2 separate regions of the Homo sapiens genome follow, and region 2 is linked to region 1. Evidence: read pairs that join two places in POLR2A ChIA-PET (ENCODE). Cell type or tissue: HepG2. All regions are shown on one strand. Links, peaks and the distances in the headings refer to the core of each region. The heading gives the core; the rest is flanking DNA.

Evidence for each region. Peaks named below come from ENCODE experiments on the same cell type or tissue, not always from the same donor. Only the 100,000 strongest peaks of a DNase experiment are listed, where the experiment ranks them.
Region 2: POLR2A ChIA-PET joins it to region 1 with 10 read pairs; 2 of 35 experiments call an interaction of 5 or more read pairs at or near these places.

What each region holds. Positions count from the first base shown.
Region 1 is chr16:12,139,243-12,146,943 of GRCh38, reverse strand. All of the region lies in intron 13 of SNX29 (sorting nexin 29), which reads right to left. Among named protein-coding and RNA genes, the nearest start is that of SNX29, 170 kb to the right of the region's middle. RefSeq lists enhancers at 3,675-4,175, 3,918-4,212. In HepG2, for the core only: no CTCF peak of the experiment used is centred there; a DNase peak (open chromatin) is centred at 4,043.
Region 2 is chr16:11,692,018-11,699,718 of GRCh38, reverse strand. It overlaps TXNDC11 (thioredoxin domain containing 11), which reads left to right. Exons shown (of 12, transcript NM_015914.7): 7 at 1,394-1,594; 8 at 7,637-7,701. Among named protein-coding and RNA genes, the nearest start is that of SNN, 27 kb to the right of the region's middle. In HepG2, for the core only: no CTCF peak of the experiment used is centred there; no DNase peak of the experiment used is centred there.

The DNA of each region.
Region 1 (7,701 bases), core at 2,526-5,025:
GTCTCTACCATTTTATATTTTAAAAAACTATCTAGGAAACCTATACTGGTTACAAAATTCTGAAAGGCTCATGAAGAAATTTATATGGCTTTCCACTGTTGGTCATGTTTGAGAAGGTGCTCCCATTATTTTAAATTTCAACATTAAAGCATTTGGCATTTCCATTCTCCCACCTTTGGGAGTCCCACATCATTAATCCCAAAAGAAAAACGAGCTGAGAAATCATTCATGCCAAGGATACCTTCACCTTCCACAGCCACAGATGCAGGAGCCAAGCAGTGATGAATGGTAGTAGAACTAGCTCCATTTCTGATGAGCAGGCCCTCCCACCTCAGCCTGCCGCCAAGAACTTGGGCCATGAAAACATTCATATCTCTTGGCTGGGTGCAGTGGCTCACACCTGTAATCTCAGCACTTTGGGAGGCCAAGGCGGGTGGATCACTTGAGGTCAAGAGTTCGAGACCAGCCTGGCCAACATGGCAAAACCCCATCTCTATTAAAAATACAAAAATTAGCTGGGCATGATGGTGCGTGCCTATAATCCCAGCTACTCGGGAGGCTGAGGCAGGAGAATCACTTGAACCTGGAAGGTGGGGGTTGCAGTGAGCTGAGATTGTGCCACTGCACTCTAGCCTGGGCAAGAGGGAAACACTCTGCCTTCAAAAAGAAAAAAAAAAAAAATCATATACTTTGCCCTGAGATCCCACTTGGGGAAATACACATTAAGGAAAGAAACGGACAGAGAAATACACACAGATACTGAGATAGTCACTGCAGCCTTTATCTATAAGCTCACACTGGAAGCAGCTGCAATGCAAATCGAGGTGGAAACCACCAAGTACCCTAAGGAATGCTACACAGCCGTTACAAATCACAGCTGGTCAGGCTCTCTCACTCACCGCTGTAGGGGTAAAAGAGAGGCCGCTTTCTTGGAAAGGATTTTAGTAACACAAGATCAAGAGCCTTTACAAACATGCTTACCTTCTAACATGGGAATTTCACTTTTTGGAATCTAGCTGAAGGAAATGATTTTTAAAAGGCGGAATAGGTTTATAAAAATACAAGTTCATAGAAATACTAATCCTACAAGGGAAAAAAATGGTTAAGAAAAATGATGTGAGAAACAAGGACATATCCAAACACAGAACTCCACAAAGCCATCAAGTGACATCCATGGAACTGAATAACATGAGACAATGTCTGTTGTTTACTGTATTATTGTAATAAAAAACTTTTCAAAGTAGACCCTCAATTTATAGATTCAGAATGACCTGAATTATATAAAATACATATATGCATAAAAATAAACTGGAATAAAATGCCCCATAAATAATAAATTCATTGATGGTAATTGTGTTCAGGTGATTTTCCTCTTTAAACTTTTCTGGTATTCCCGGACTTAAGAATTCTAACTTGCAAATTACTTTCATATGCAGGGGGGAAAAATACCCTAACTTAAGGGAAAAACCTTAAGGATTCGAACGTACACATTACATTTATGAACAGGGAAAAAAAATCTTGTATTTAAACATAATTTGAAATCTACATAGCAACAGAATAAAATAAACAGAATGTAAATTGCATGTACACAACAAACAGTGGTGTAACTATGTAAAAATATACTTAAGTGGACTAAGAATGGAAATAATTATCACGCTACAGTCATGGGATTTGGGACTCTTTTCCCCATTTTGAGTTGTTATGCTGCTTTCACAATTTAAAGGTAATTTTTTTTTTTTTTTAAGTATGAAAACAAGAGTTCCCTCAAGAAATCTCAGGTATGGCAGAATTCCATGGTAGAATCCCACTTGTGTATATCTTAATCTGAAACCATTCAGCTTTACATTGGGTGAGCAAACCAAGTTGCAGAACAGTGGGCGCACGTTGAAAGCTCAGAGGCAGATCCTTAAAAACCCACAAAGAGGCCGGGCGCAGCGGCTCACGCCTGTAATCCCAGCACTTTGGGAGGCCGAGGCGGGCGGATCACGAGGTCAGGAGATAGAGACCATCCTGGCTAACCCGGTGAAACCCCGTCTCTACTAAAAATACAAAAACTTTGCCGGGTGTGGTGGCAGGCGCCTGTAGTCCCAGCTACTGGGGAGGCTGAGGCAGGAGAATGGTGTGAATCCGGGAGGAGGAGCTTCCAGCGAGCAGAGATCGCGCCATTGCAGTCCAGCCTGGGTAACACAGCGAGACTCCGTCTCAAAAAAATAAATACCCACAAAGCAAGCCGTCTCAGTCTGTTTTGTGCTGCTATAACCGAATACCTGAGGCTGGGTAATTTATAATGAACAGAAATTTCTTTTCTCACAGTTCTGGAAGCTGGGAAGTCCACGATCAAGGGGCTGGCGTCTGGCGAGGACCTTTGCTGCGTCATCATAGGTCAGAAGGCAGTAACGGAAAAAGGAGCCCAGCTAGCCCTTTTATAACAGCATGAATCGCACCTCCCCTCCATGGGGGGTGGAGCGCTCATGGTCTAATCACCTCTCAGGTGGTACCACCTTTTTATACTGTTGCTTGGTAATTAAGTTTCAACATGAGTTTTAGAGGGACAACCTTCTAACCATAGCACAAACCTACATGTTGTTTATGGTTTACTTAAAAATAAAATCTAAAACAAAAATGACAAATGTTAGTAGTGCTAATTGTTGCAGTGGGTCATACTATTCTTTATATTTTTCAAACCAGCCAAGCAACAAAAAATTAGCTCCCAACTTGGTTCTGAGCTAAAAATCAGCCTTTCTAAGGTTTTCAATGAGCTTATCCGTTCAGATCATTGCTGGCATCCTCTCTTAAGTCCTTGCTACTTAAAATGTGTGGTCTAGGAACCAGCAGCATCAGTGTCACCTGGGAGCTTATTAGAACTCCAGGATAGCAGGCCCCACTCCAGACCTGCTCAATGAGAATTTAATCTCTAACCTGAGCCCCGGGTGTTTCGTGGGTACATTAAGGTTTGAGAAACTCTGCTCTAAGCCACCAGTTGTCAACCTTGACTGCACACTGGAATTACCTGAGAGTCTGGGCCTCAGCTCCAGAGATTCTGATTTAATTGGTCTGGAGGGCAGCCTGGACATAACCATTTTAAAAGCTCCCCAGGTGACTATGATGTTCAGCAAAGTTTAAGCAACATATTTCGCTCTTCAACCCAGAGAATTCTTTATTAGGAAGCTAGTTACATCTGAGCAACAGCAGGCTAGATTAACTGCAGAGAATGACTTTTTGCAGGCTTGAAATGGAGGCATAATTTACTTCCATGAAACCAACAGTAATCACCATGGCTGTCTGTTACTCAGTACTTACGCAGGGTATTCAATGTGCTTAACCCTTGACATGCAATCTCTCTTCATCCTCTCTCTAAGGGAGGGTCTGTTACCACCGTGGTTTTCTAGATAGGGAGCCTGAGAGGTAAAATGGCCATCTCAGATCCCACATCTAGGAGCGGTGGAAGCCCTTGCATGACACTAAGGACGAGCACCGCCTTAAATTAAGCAGCGTAGGTGCCTCACTTGTCTCACCCTTGCCCTAACCCTGAGAAGCAGGACTCAAGTCCACACCTGCCCCATACGACACTTCCTGCTCAGAGTAGCCCCACGAAAATGGAACTCCTGGAGCTGTCAGACTGAAGGTTAAAATCTTTGCTTGTGGCCGGCCAGGCGCAGTGGCTCATGCCTGTAATCCCAGCACTTTGGGAGGCCGAGGTGGACGGATCACCTGAGGTCGGGAGTTCGAGACCAGCCTGACCAACATGGAGAAACCCACCTCTACTAAAAATATAAAAATTAGCCGGGCATGGTGGCGCATGCCTGTAATCCCAGGTACTCAGGAGGCTGAGGCAGGAGAATCGCTTGCACCCAGGAGGCAGAGGTTGCAATGAGCTGAGATCGCACCACTGGACTCCAGCCTGGGCAACAAGAGCGAAACTCTGCCTCAAAAAAAAAAAAAATTTTCTTTGCTTGCATATCCTTCCCTTCAATTTCTAGCACCCACAGGACAGAATCAGCTGTATTGTGTTTCTCTCTGATTGACTAAGCTTCACACGGAACAGTAAATGTTTGAAGAGTGAATCAACAAATAAACAATATCGGCCAGAAGCGGTGGCTCAGGTCTGTAATCCCAGCACTTTGGGAGGCCGAGGCAGTGGTCACCTGAGGTCAGGAGTTTGAGATCAGCCTGGTCAACATGAAACCCCGTCTCTACTAAAAATACAAAAAAATTAGCCAGGCGTGGTGGCAGGCGCCTGTAATCCCAGCTACTTGGGAGGCTGAGCAGGAGAATCGCTTGAACCCGGGAGGCAGAGGTTGCAGTGATCTGAGATCGCCCCACTGCACTCCAGCCTGGGCAACAAGAACAAAACTCCGTCTCAAAAACAAACAAACAAACAAACAATATCAATCGTTCATCTTGACTGAATTTCATCAGTAGCATCAAACTGCAGGAAAACAGCTCCTCCTAAGCCATATTCCCTCTTGACTGACATGTGTATCTTGTACTCACCCCCAGCCCCCAACACCAGCCCCACCCACCCCATGCACTCAACGCTCCTTGGCTGCTCTGGGGTACATCATGAGACCAGCCAGCTGCTGACAAGCATGTGCTTAACAATGGCGAAGGGCACAACTCACTCAGCTCAGGAGACTCAGCCAAGGGAAAAAGCCAGCGACCTTGGGGAAGCAAGCTTCATGCCCAAGGAGAGGCGAGAGGTGGGAGAGCCAGAGTGGGTCACATATGCAGCAGGTGCTCAACAGTGGGTTCAGTGTGGACTGGATCCAGTCTCTAGACAAGGACTCAAAAAGATCGGGGCAACTGAAAGGGACCTTGCACACAAAATTCCAATACATTTGTAAATGGTCTTGAAAAAGAGAACACTTGGGAAAGAGCTAAAGCAGAGATTCTCACTGGGGGCCGTGGGGACAGTCTGGGTCATCACGAGGATGATGAGTGCTATTGTTGGAGGTGTTTGAACCATAACAGCTCCATCTGGAATAGGAGCTGGTTAAAATGAGGCTGAGACCCACTGAGCTGCATTCCCAGGAAGTGAAGCATTCCTAGTCACAGGATGAGATGGGAGGTCAGGAGGACTGGTGTCATTAGATACAGGTCACAAAGACCATGACGATAAAACAGGATGCTGTAAGGAAGCCAGCCAAAACCCAGCAAAACCAAGATGGTGATAAAAGTGACCTCTGGTCGTCCTCACTGCTCATTATGTGCTAATTAGAATGCATAAGCATGCTAAGGACATTCCCACCAGCACCATGACAGTTTACAAATGCCACGGCAATGTCCGTAAGTTATCCTACATGGTCTAAAAGTGGGAGGAACCGTCACTTCCAGGAAATCCTGCCCCGAGCCTGGAAAACTCATGAATAATCTGCCTTTTGTTTAGCATATAATCAAGAAATAACCATAAGTACTCTAAGTCAGTTGGTCCATGCCGCTGCTCTGTCTGCGGAGTAGCCCTTCTTTTGCTTCTTTACTTTCTCTAATAAACTTGCCTTCACTTTAAGCACTTGCCCTGAATTCTTTCTTGCACAAGATCCAACAACCCTCTCTTGGGATCTGAATCAAGACCCCTTTCCATTAGCACTACCAGCATTTACAGCATAGAGCCGAGGATACTAACTGTCCTGAAAGGCCAAGGCAGTACCACACAACCAAGATCAGCCTACTTCCTGCAACACTTCAATCGTCCTGTGGCCATTCATGTAGGCGGAAACCTTACTCATAATCTGAGCCTAGAAAGGAATGCCTTTCATATATACTGACTATGCCAGGTTTACTTTACGGTTCACCCACTCTCTGCTCTTTTTCTGGACTCCTTCTAAAGAATGACTTCTGATCTTCTTAACTTCTTAAAATCAAAACTCATCCATGAGAAGGAGGTGCAAGCACTTAGCGTCAGCATGTTTTCTAGCACAGTTGCGCCAGACCAATATGTACTGAAATCTATTTTGTATTATAAATTCCTTTCATTTCTCTTTCATATTAGAGTGTTATACTGATTTTTTAAATTACTTGTATAAGTAGGTTATATTCGCTATAAATTTCATTTCAGAAGGGGGCATTACCAAATATTTTTATTTAAAACAGATATTGAGTCTTCTAAGATCAAGTCCAAATATGCCAAAGTAGCTGGACCAGCGGTTTGCTAATAATGTCAGATTATATCAGACCGAAATATCTAGCCAAGGAAAAGCACAATGGAGAACACAGCACAGAGACCTTCGGGCTACCGCTTAGAATGGCTGAGCCCAGATTTCACCCACCAAGACAGGGTGCGCAAGACAGCTGGCACAAGAGTGACAGCACGGTAGTGTCACTCTGGAAAATGGACAGAATCCAAGCGTCACAAGCCCTCTGTGGAAGCAACCCACTGTCAGGGACATCTGCAGGCTGCACCTCACCGCATGCACCCCCAATCTGATGGGAGGAACATCCTGGTTTTCCTTTTAAGCAAACTCTCCTCCATCCTTGTTCCTGCTCCACGGAGTTCAGGTGAGGGAAAGCCAGCCACCCCCAGCTCCAGGGGGAATGGGACCCAGGCTTGGGCAGGAAAAGTAACACAGCTGGCCCGGGAAATGAGAGAGTGAATCCCAAGACTTCTCCAGAGCTACTGGAAAAAAGTCTTCTCCTCCCACTGGCATTGTTAAACTGATGGGATTTAGGCTGGGGCCCCTGGGGGCCCTCTTGTCACCACAAGAGAAGAGTTACCTAAGAATGAAGCCAAGACCGAGGGAAAGAGAGAGGAGACATGGAAAGTCATGGGGACTGCATGATATGCGTGATACCCCCTGAGAGCTTTGATCCAGCCCAGCAAAAAGCTAGCTCTTCTCCTGTAGGTTTAAGTTTCATGAGCGAATCAACTGCTCTTTTTCTTAGGCAGTTTAGGGTGGGTTTCTGTCACCTACTACTGACTCTAAGTGGTAAGATTCCTTTTCCTTTTTTTTTTTTTTTTTTTTTTTTGAGACAGGGTATCTCTCTGTCTCCCAGGCTGGAGTACAGTGGTACAATCTCAGCTCACTGCAGCCTTGACCTCCTGGGCTCAGGTGATTCTCCCACCTCAGCCTCCTGAGTAGCTGGGACCACAGGCATGCACCACCACGCACCGCTAATTTTTGTAATTTTTGTGTAGACAGGGTCTCACCGTGTTGCCCAGGCTGGTCTCCTGGGCTCAAGCTATCTGCCCACCTTGGCCTCCCAAAGGACTGGGATTATAGGCGTGAGCCACTGCACCTGGCCTCTATATGGTAAGATTTCAATGAATGGCTGAGGGGCTTCCAGAAAGCCCCAATTCCCAGAAAATGACTAAAAATACATCTTGGGGCAAACGACCATCCACAGGTCTAAAGCCCAGCCTAACTGGCTGCTTTGTGCCAAGAGAAGATGCCAACAGGAGGAGAACAATTAAGGTGCTGGAAGAATTGACATTTCTCAGTGACACTCATACCAAGTGACAGTCACTGGCCCCACGGTCCCTTCAATCCCTCATTTAGCCAATATGACTGAGCAATGCCAGGCACTGTGCTAGGTGCAAGGACGGGCCACTGCCCTCATGGATCGCACAGTCTAAAAGGGAAGACAGGCAGTGCGTGGATGACAACCCGGACTGTGACTGTCAGTAATAACGCTATTCAGGAATACCTACTCCCATGAAGCGTATCTCAGAGGGACCTGATCGGTCTCACGATCAGGCAGGAGATG
Region 2 (7,701 bases), core at 3,224-5,723, 450 kb after region 1:
GCGCCCCCCTTGGCACAATGTCTAAGTCTTGTGCCTTCGGAGGGGCTGTTGGGCCCACTCCAGGGGTGCCCCCTTGCTTGCCAGTCGCCCTGGCTTCTGCATATCTCTCGTAGCCCAGATGCTGTGCTTTACTTCTTGCAGTTTATATTCCAAAAGTCAAATGTATTTTTGTGTTTTCCGAATGGAAATGTTTGAGTGTAGTTTGAGTATGGTTTTTCAAACTCCCATCGTCCCACCTTGACAATCACTGCTGTGGTTGTTTCTCTGCTGCCCACCTACGCTCCTTGTGCCTCTGCCTAAGCTGCTTTGACATCATCTGCTTTTGCTATCTGTCATTTTCCTACATCCTTCATTTTTAGCATGTTACACAGCCTACATATATTTATTTATAGTAAAGGGTACTGAGAAAGAAATTAAAAGTAGATGGGGAAAGAAAGGTAGGACTATGAGATGGAAAAATATATCAGGTTTCTGCTTCGATTTGGTAGTGATTAAGGTTGGTTGGTTTGTGTAGCAGTAGAATTCCTTTTATCAAATGAAATAATACTGGGATACCATTATTTTTAAAAACACAAGCAGTGGTTAGTCTCTGTTATGAGTCAATTTAAATCTTCGTTTTGAGGAGTTTTAAATATCTCATTTTTCAGAACCCTCTGAAGCACCCCTTTGGTAGTTCTGTTTGAAGCCAGTGATTTAAATTGTTAGAATTTCAAAAATAATTTTATGTTCACATACATTGGTTGTTTATAGCAAAACAAAGCAAAAAATCTAGGTGTCTCTTTCATTTATTCGTACACGTAAAATATGATCCGTGGCCTTGTGCAAGTTTAGGTCATTTTTGATTGCTGAAGACATGTGTTGAGTTCCTGCTGTGTGCCTGGTGTTCGTCTAGGCCCGGAGGATACAGGTGAGCAGAACAGACAGCCTGTGCCGCACGGAGGCTCCATGCTGCCCTTGGGGGCAGCATTTGAAGGACCAAGGTCAAAATCTAAATGATCCTTGACTCTGTAGTTTCTGTTCCCTTAGATATGTCTTGGTCCTTTTATGAATACCCAGTGACGTTTAATACCTGTCCTTGGACAGGGTGATAGAGGTTGTTATCGCCACCAGCTGGCAGGGAGAATTATTTGTTGATAGGTGGGTCTGTCTCAAGGCAGAAAGATGAATCACACGATATGGAAGTCACCTCCTGCAACCACTTTTGTTTTTTCAACCACTTGTGAGGAAATGCTGTCTCTGGAGAAGCGGGTGTTAGCTGCACAGTGGGGCCAGGCCCCGCTCCACGCCTGGGTTTTCTCACCCTTAGTGGTGGGGTTGGAACAGCACTGATGTGCCTTGAGCTTGCCCCACCTCACGAGCTCTCCTTTATCCTCTGTGCCTTTGTCCTTCACAGGTCTTCCCCAGGGAGGTCCTGAACTACACAGCTGAGAACATCTGTAAGTGGGCCTTAGAAAACCAGGAGACGCTCTTTCGGTGGCTGCGGCCACACGGAGGCAAGAGTCTCCTGCTGAATAACGAGCTGAAGAAAGGACCAGCGCTGTTTCTGTTCATACCTTTTAATCCCCTGGCCGAAAGTCATCCTTTAATAGACGAGGTAAGAGCTGTGATGTGAAAAGCACCTCATGAGGAGTAGGAAAGCCTCATCTACCTGGCTCCTCTCATCCCACACTCAGTCATTTACTCTGGCAGCTAATGGCTGCCACGAGGGGCAGCTGTGGCTCTGAGCATTGCTCTTTGCCCCTCCATATGGGCAGGAGAGAGCCCGTGTCTAGGACAGGGACTGCCGCAGCCTCTCTGGCCATATTTATTGACAGCTGTTGGTGTCTGGAGTGAGTGGGAAGAGGCAGGGAAGCCACACCGTGCCCTTCTAGAGAAGGACCAAATGCCCTCTTCTGATGTGGCTGCTGTTGAGCTTCCTGTTTAGGGGGTGAAACAGGGAGTGGCAGGAACACAGGCCGAGTTTAGTGTGGCCTAGGAGATGCCATTGTCTTGGGGGTTTGGCCAGACTGCCAGCCCTGGCCATCCTCAGGACAGCAGAGGAGAGCGAGCAGCAGCAGCGATGTTGGGACACCTTGTTTCTCTGAACCTTCCCTGTCGTGCAGAAGCCAGAGTGGTTTTCAGAGGCAGCGCCATCGGAGCCTGCTGTTCCTGCCTGTCTTCGGCTTCATCTGGTGCGCCTGCTCTGGGCGTGAGTTTATTTTCCACACGGAGCATTTGGAGGCGCTCAGAGACAGCAGGCACATTTTGCAGAGCGAGCCTGGAGAGACAGCAGGCACAGTATGCAGAGCGAGCCTGGGGTGGCAAAATTGCATTTACTGAGGTTTTTATTTTTTCACTCCCTCAAGGATCCCTTAATTGGCCAAAACCAATTTCAGACAGCCAGTGTACCACTGGCCAGCTAAGCAGACCTGAGCCCCTCAGCGCTGGCCTGGCCTCCTGCCTGGAGGGACAGGGAGGCAGGACTTCTCGCCCAGGTGGATCCCTCCCTTTGCTGTGCTGGAGTCTTTTTGCTCAAGTTATGATTCCCTCTGGGGAGTATTCTGAATGAATGCTGCTCTTTGGTTTAGAGGAAGAAAGAGGAGAGAAATGAAATAGCTTTGTTTCTTCCCCTCTAATTAGGGAGGACTCAAAGTAATAAAACTATTTCTTTAGAAAATTTTCACTACATGGATATTTTGTGAACTGAGGCACCATTTCAAATGACTAGGCCTTTACTGTATCTAATATTAAGAGCCTTAAAGCTCATTGTAGGAAAGGAAGGTTTTCGGTCAAGGTGGTGTGGCTGTGGTTGTGGATTTGGAGAGTTCTCTCCTGTCTGGTTTGGGTGTGTCAGGGTCCTGGCTGGGTTGTATTTTGTGGCAGGAGCCCACAGCCTCTGCCCAGAGGGTTGTGGTTGGATTTAGGCACCTGGTGGGAAGACTCTTTCTCGCCTGTTGTTTCTGAATGAGTGTCCCCTCCAGCAGTCTGCAAATCCTCCACCTACCAACAGGCCTCCTTTTTATCATGGTTTTGCCTGTGACTCCTTTCTTTGGGGCTCCCATTGTCTCTGTGAGGTGAGTGCGTTCCCTTAACTTCAGCATGTGGGTGAGATGACCGAACACGAGGTGGCATCTCACCGTATTATGAATTACTCAGACAAGCAAAGTGCCTGTCCAGCACATTTCCCTTTTTGTTTCAGGTCAGTTTGGCAAATGTTTACTGAGCACTGTGCTGGGAAGCTCCAGGGGAGAAAGGATAGATGCGACACCATCTTGTCCTGTGGTCTTAGAGGCTTGTCCAGTACAGGGAGTGAAAGCCTGCCTATAATTCAAAGTAGAGGACGATCAGGCCCAGGGTCAGGAGGAACCAGAGGAGGGAGGGTGCCATCTCAGAAAGCGGGGTTCCGGGCAGGGGAGGAGTTAGCAGAGGCTTTGGATGGGTGAAGTATTCGAGACGGACTTGTAGGGGCAGCCAGGATCTTGATGGGTTGAGAAAAACTTACGGGAAGGAGGACCCTGAGCAGAGACATGAGGGACGGGAGTTGCTGCAGGTTTAGGTGTTAGGAAGGAGGCCGGGTTTTGTGGTCTGCAGGAAGGGCTAACTGGGGAGAGATCTTGAAAAAGCCTTTGGAGGAGAGGGCCTTGTGGACTTCTCTGAGGATTTCAAGATTAACCATAGTCATCCAAGTCTTTGTCTTCTCTTTTTTTTTTTTTTGAGTTAGGGTCTTCCTTTGTTGCCCAGGTTGGAGTACAGTGGCATGATCTCGGCTCACTGCCTCCTGAGCTCGGGTGATCCTCCCACCTCAGCCTCCCAAGTAGCTGGGACTACAGGTGCACGCCTCTACGCCTGGCTAATTTTTGTATTTTTCTGTAGAGATGGGGTTTCGCCATGTTACCCAGGCAGGTTTCAAAAGCCCTGGGCTCAAGCGATCGGTCTTCCTTGGCCTCCTAAAGTGTTGGGATTACAGGCATGAGCCACTGCACCTGGCCCATACAAGTCTTACTGACAGTGAAGAGATGCAGCCAGGGCTGTGCGTTATCATTACGAACGTTTTTCTGGCAGGAGGGTTCCAGAAAACTGCGAAGTAGTAAGAACCTGAACTTGGGTGGTAGAGGTGGAGGGTGGAAAGTAGGGTCTATGATCGGGGAAACTGTGACACAGTGACTAGAGATGAAGAAGCCTTTGGGTAAGGTGGGAAGGATGAACGCTGTACTTACGCAAGATGAGCTGTAAATTCATTAGCTTGTTGACCACGAAAGAGTTAGGTGGCTTTACTTTTTCATTACCACCTTAGGCCTAATATTGGGCAGAACTTTGAGGATGCTTGCATTGTTGAGAAGAGAGAGGTCATCTTAGAGTGAGTGGAATAGAGTTGGGGGCATACCAAGCACCAACATTCTGGACAGTTGTGCTGTGGTGCATGTAGGATGCCAGTCAGGAGTGACCATATGGTGGCCGCACCAAGCCCATAGTGGGTAGCTGCTTCTACACACATGCATACCTGCATGTGTACCCACACACACATGCAAAAGTACAGATCCTGACACTGGCGTGAGGCCACTGACACCCTGGTGTCTCTAGAGAGTTCTAGAGAGGTTATAAGACATCACAGTGTGTATTACACAACTTGTTAATCAAAGGAAATGCTTACCTCAGCCAGCAAAGAGTCTTCGTGACTTGTTTCCTATTTTAAAGGTGTTTATTTGAGGCATTCACATCGTCTGAATCTGGTAAGCAAAGGCGTGGTTAGCATGTTCAGGCTCACAGATTTCCCTGATTAAAGAAAATAGAAGGAAACATCTACTGTGCGAACAGTTATTTGCCAAGATTTCCTTAATTATTCACATGAAATAAATGACATCAAGTGATACACAGAATGTGACATGAGTTGTGTTTTCAAAACTGCCTGTTAGGTAAAAGGAATAGAAACATAAATTCCCCTTCATAGGAGAAAAATGATAATGCCTAACTCTTTAAGAGCATTGCTGGCTGGGCGCAGTGGCTCACGCCTGTAATCCCAGCACTTTGGGAGGCTGAGGAGGGTGGATCACATCACCTGAGATCAGGAATTCAAGACCAGCCTGGCCAACATAGTGAAACCTCGTCTCTACTAAAAATATAAAAATTAGCCAGGCATGGTGGTGTGCGCCTGTAGTCTCAGCTACTTGGGAGGCTGAGGCAGGAGAAACGCTTGAACCTGGGAGGCAGAGGTTGCAGTGAGTCAAGATGGTGCCACTGCCCTCTAGCCTGTGCAACTGGAGCAAAACTCCGTCTCAAAAAAAAGCATTGCTGGTCGGGCGCGGTGGCTCATGCTTACAATCCCAGTGGGATTACAGCCCTGGGAGGCCGAGGCAGGTGGATCACCTGAGGTCAGGAGTTCGAGACCAGCCTGGCCAACATGGTGAAATCTCGTCTCTCCTAAAAATGCAAAAAATTAACCAGGCGAAATAAAAATAGAAAAAATTGGCTGGGTGTCGTGATGCATGCCTGTAATCCCAGCTACCTGGGAGGCTAAGGCAGGAGAATTGCTTGAACCTGGAAGTGGGAGGTTGCAGTGAGCTGAGATCATGCCATTGTACTCCGGCCTGGGCAACAAGAGTGAAACTCTGTCTCAAAAAAAAAAAAAAAAAAAAAAAAAAAAAGCATTGCTGTAGACAGAATACTTTCTTCAATTAAAAATATTCTTTACGTGGCTGCTTTGTTTATGAGATACTGAAGCTAAAAGAGATGAAGAAAGATTTTTCAAGGAATTTTCTTCTCTATAATATAATTAATGATCTCCTACTTGGACTTCTGTAAAAGATTACAGTAAATCGTGAAGTCTTATGGAGGTTTTTGCGGGAGTGGGTGGGAGTAGTTGTCTATTACTGCGTCTTTGAATCTAAAACAGTACCAGGATGGGGCCAGAGGGCATCTGGGCTCTTCACGGATTATATAGGCTTGACCTTGTTAGTACTGCATGCTGTCAGAGCCTCATCCAAAAACCACTGAGATGTTTTTGTGCAGGGGAAATAAAATTTCAAGCACTGGCCTATCATCTAAAGTGACTTCTTTTCTTGACCCAGTAGTTTTCTGGTGGGTTATAAAGTGACTTTTTTTATGCCGAGAACTATTGAAACAATTTATTTTTGTGTACAAATATGTATGTTTTGAATTAACTATAAATATTACGTTATAAAACTTTTTTATTTTTATTTTTATAAAACTTGTGTTTTTAAATTGGAAATTACACTCATTGAATTGTTTTACACATGCAGACACACAGACACACACACACACACAGCGAAACAAAATCCTGAGTGACAGCACCCTGTAACTAACTGTGGTGAGATTTGATTCAAGTTGACAGACTCTTCTGTTTTAGAGAGTAAATGCCTTTGGATTATAACTTACATGTCTTTCTCAGGAAACCAGAATGGGAGGTGGGTAACGAAATATTCTTTTTGGAAATGGAAGAATCTTAGAATAAAATATAAATTCAAATTGCCAATACTGGCTTGACGGTAAAGTGGCAAATCTCACCAAGACAGAGGATTGTGTGCATTACCCTGAGCTGCCACTCATTCATCAGGGGTTTACTGAGCATTTGTTATGTGCCTGGCCCTGTGCTAGGCCCCGGGGATGGCAGGATAAATCCAATGTGGCTTCTGCCTGTGAGGTTCTGTAAGTTTGTGGGGAAGAGGGATGTCTCAGCAGAAGCTTGTGAGACTGTAGAAGGGGTCTCAGGGACACTGGAGGTGCAAAAACTAGCTCTTCCTGGAGTGGGAGTAGGACTAGCTTCCCTGAAGCAGCTGCCCTGGTGCTGGGCCTTGGGAACAGATGGAGGAGCCGGTGTCCCCAGCCAGGACTCCGTAAAGGTGTGGCATTGCAGGAGGGCCTGGTCTGTTCTGAAGAGGGTAGGGTGAGACTGGAAAGCCAAACGGGCCAGATTGTGTGGAGGTTTTATCTCATGGGCAGCGTACCATTTGGCCCAGGAGTGCCATGCCTGGGGTTGTATTTTTAAAAATATAGTAACCATCTCCCCCTGCACTCTCATCTACCCTGCTGCGTATTCTTGGTGATACGTTCCAAGACCCCCAATGAATGCCTGAAACCACAGATGGTACTGAACCCTGTATATACTACACACGAATTTCACTTTTCTTCACAATTTCATGGGTAGAAGATTCGTTCTTACCGAAGATCTTAACATCCTTACCTCTTTTTTTTTCCTTATTGAGACTTTTGCCGTTTCACTTAAAGGAAGCATTTTTGGCTTCTCTTTGGCATATCTGAATTGCCAGCATCACTATCCTTACACTTTGGGGGCCCTTCTAATAAATAAAGGGTTACTTGAAGACAAGCACTGTGATACTGAGACAGTTGATCTGATAACTGCGTTGGCTACTAAGTAACAGGCTGGCAGCATCCACAGCATGGACACGCTGGACAAAGGGATGGCTCGCAGTTTTTGTAATGGCAAAAATTTCATCACACTACTCAGAGCGACATGTAGTTTAAAACTTACGACTTGTTTATTTCTGGAATTTTCCATTTAGTATTTTTGAACCGGAGTTGACCATGGATAACTGAAATTACAGAAAGTGAAACGTGGCTAACGGGGTGCTAGTCCCTCAGTCATCCCCAAGCCCTTCACCAACTCTGCCCTGTATTTCAGATCACCGAAGTGGCCTTGGAGTACAACAACTGTCATGGGGACCAGGTGGTGGAGCGTCTCCTTCA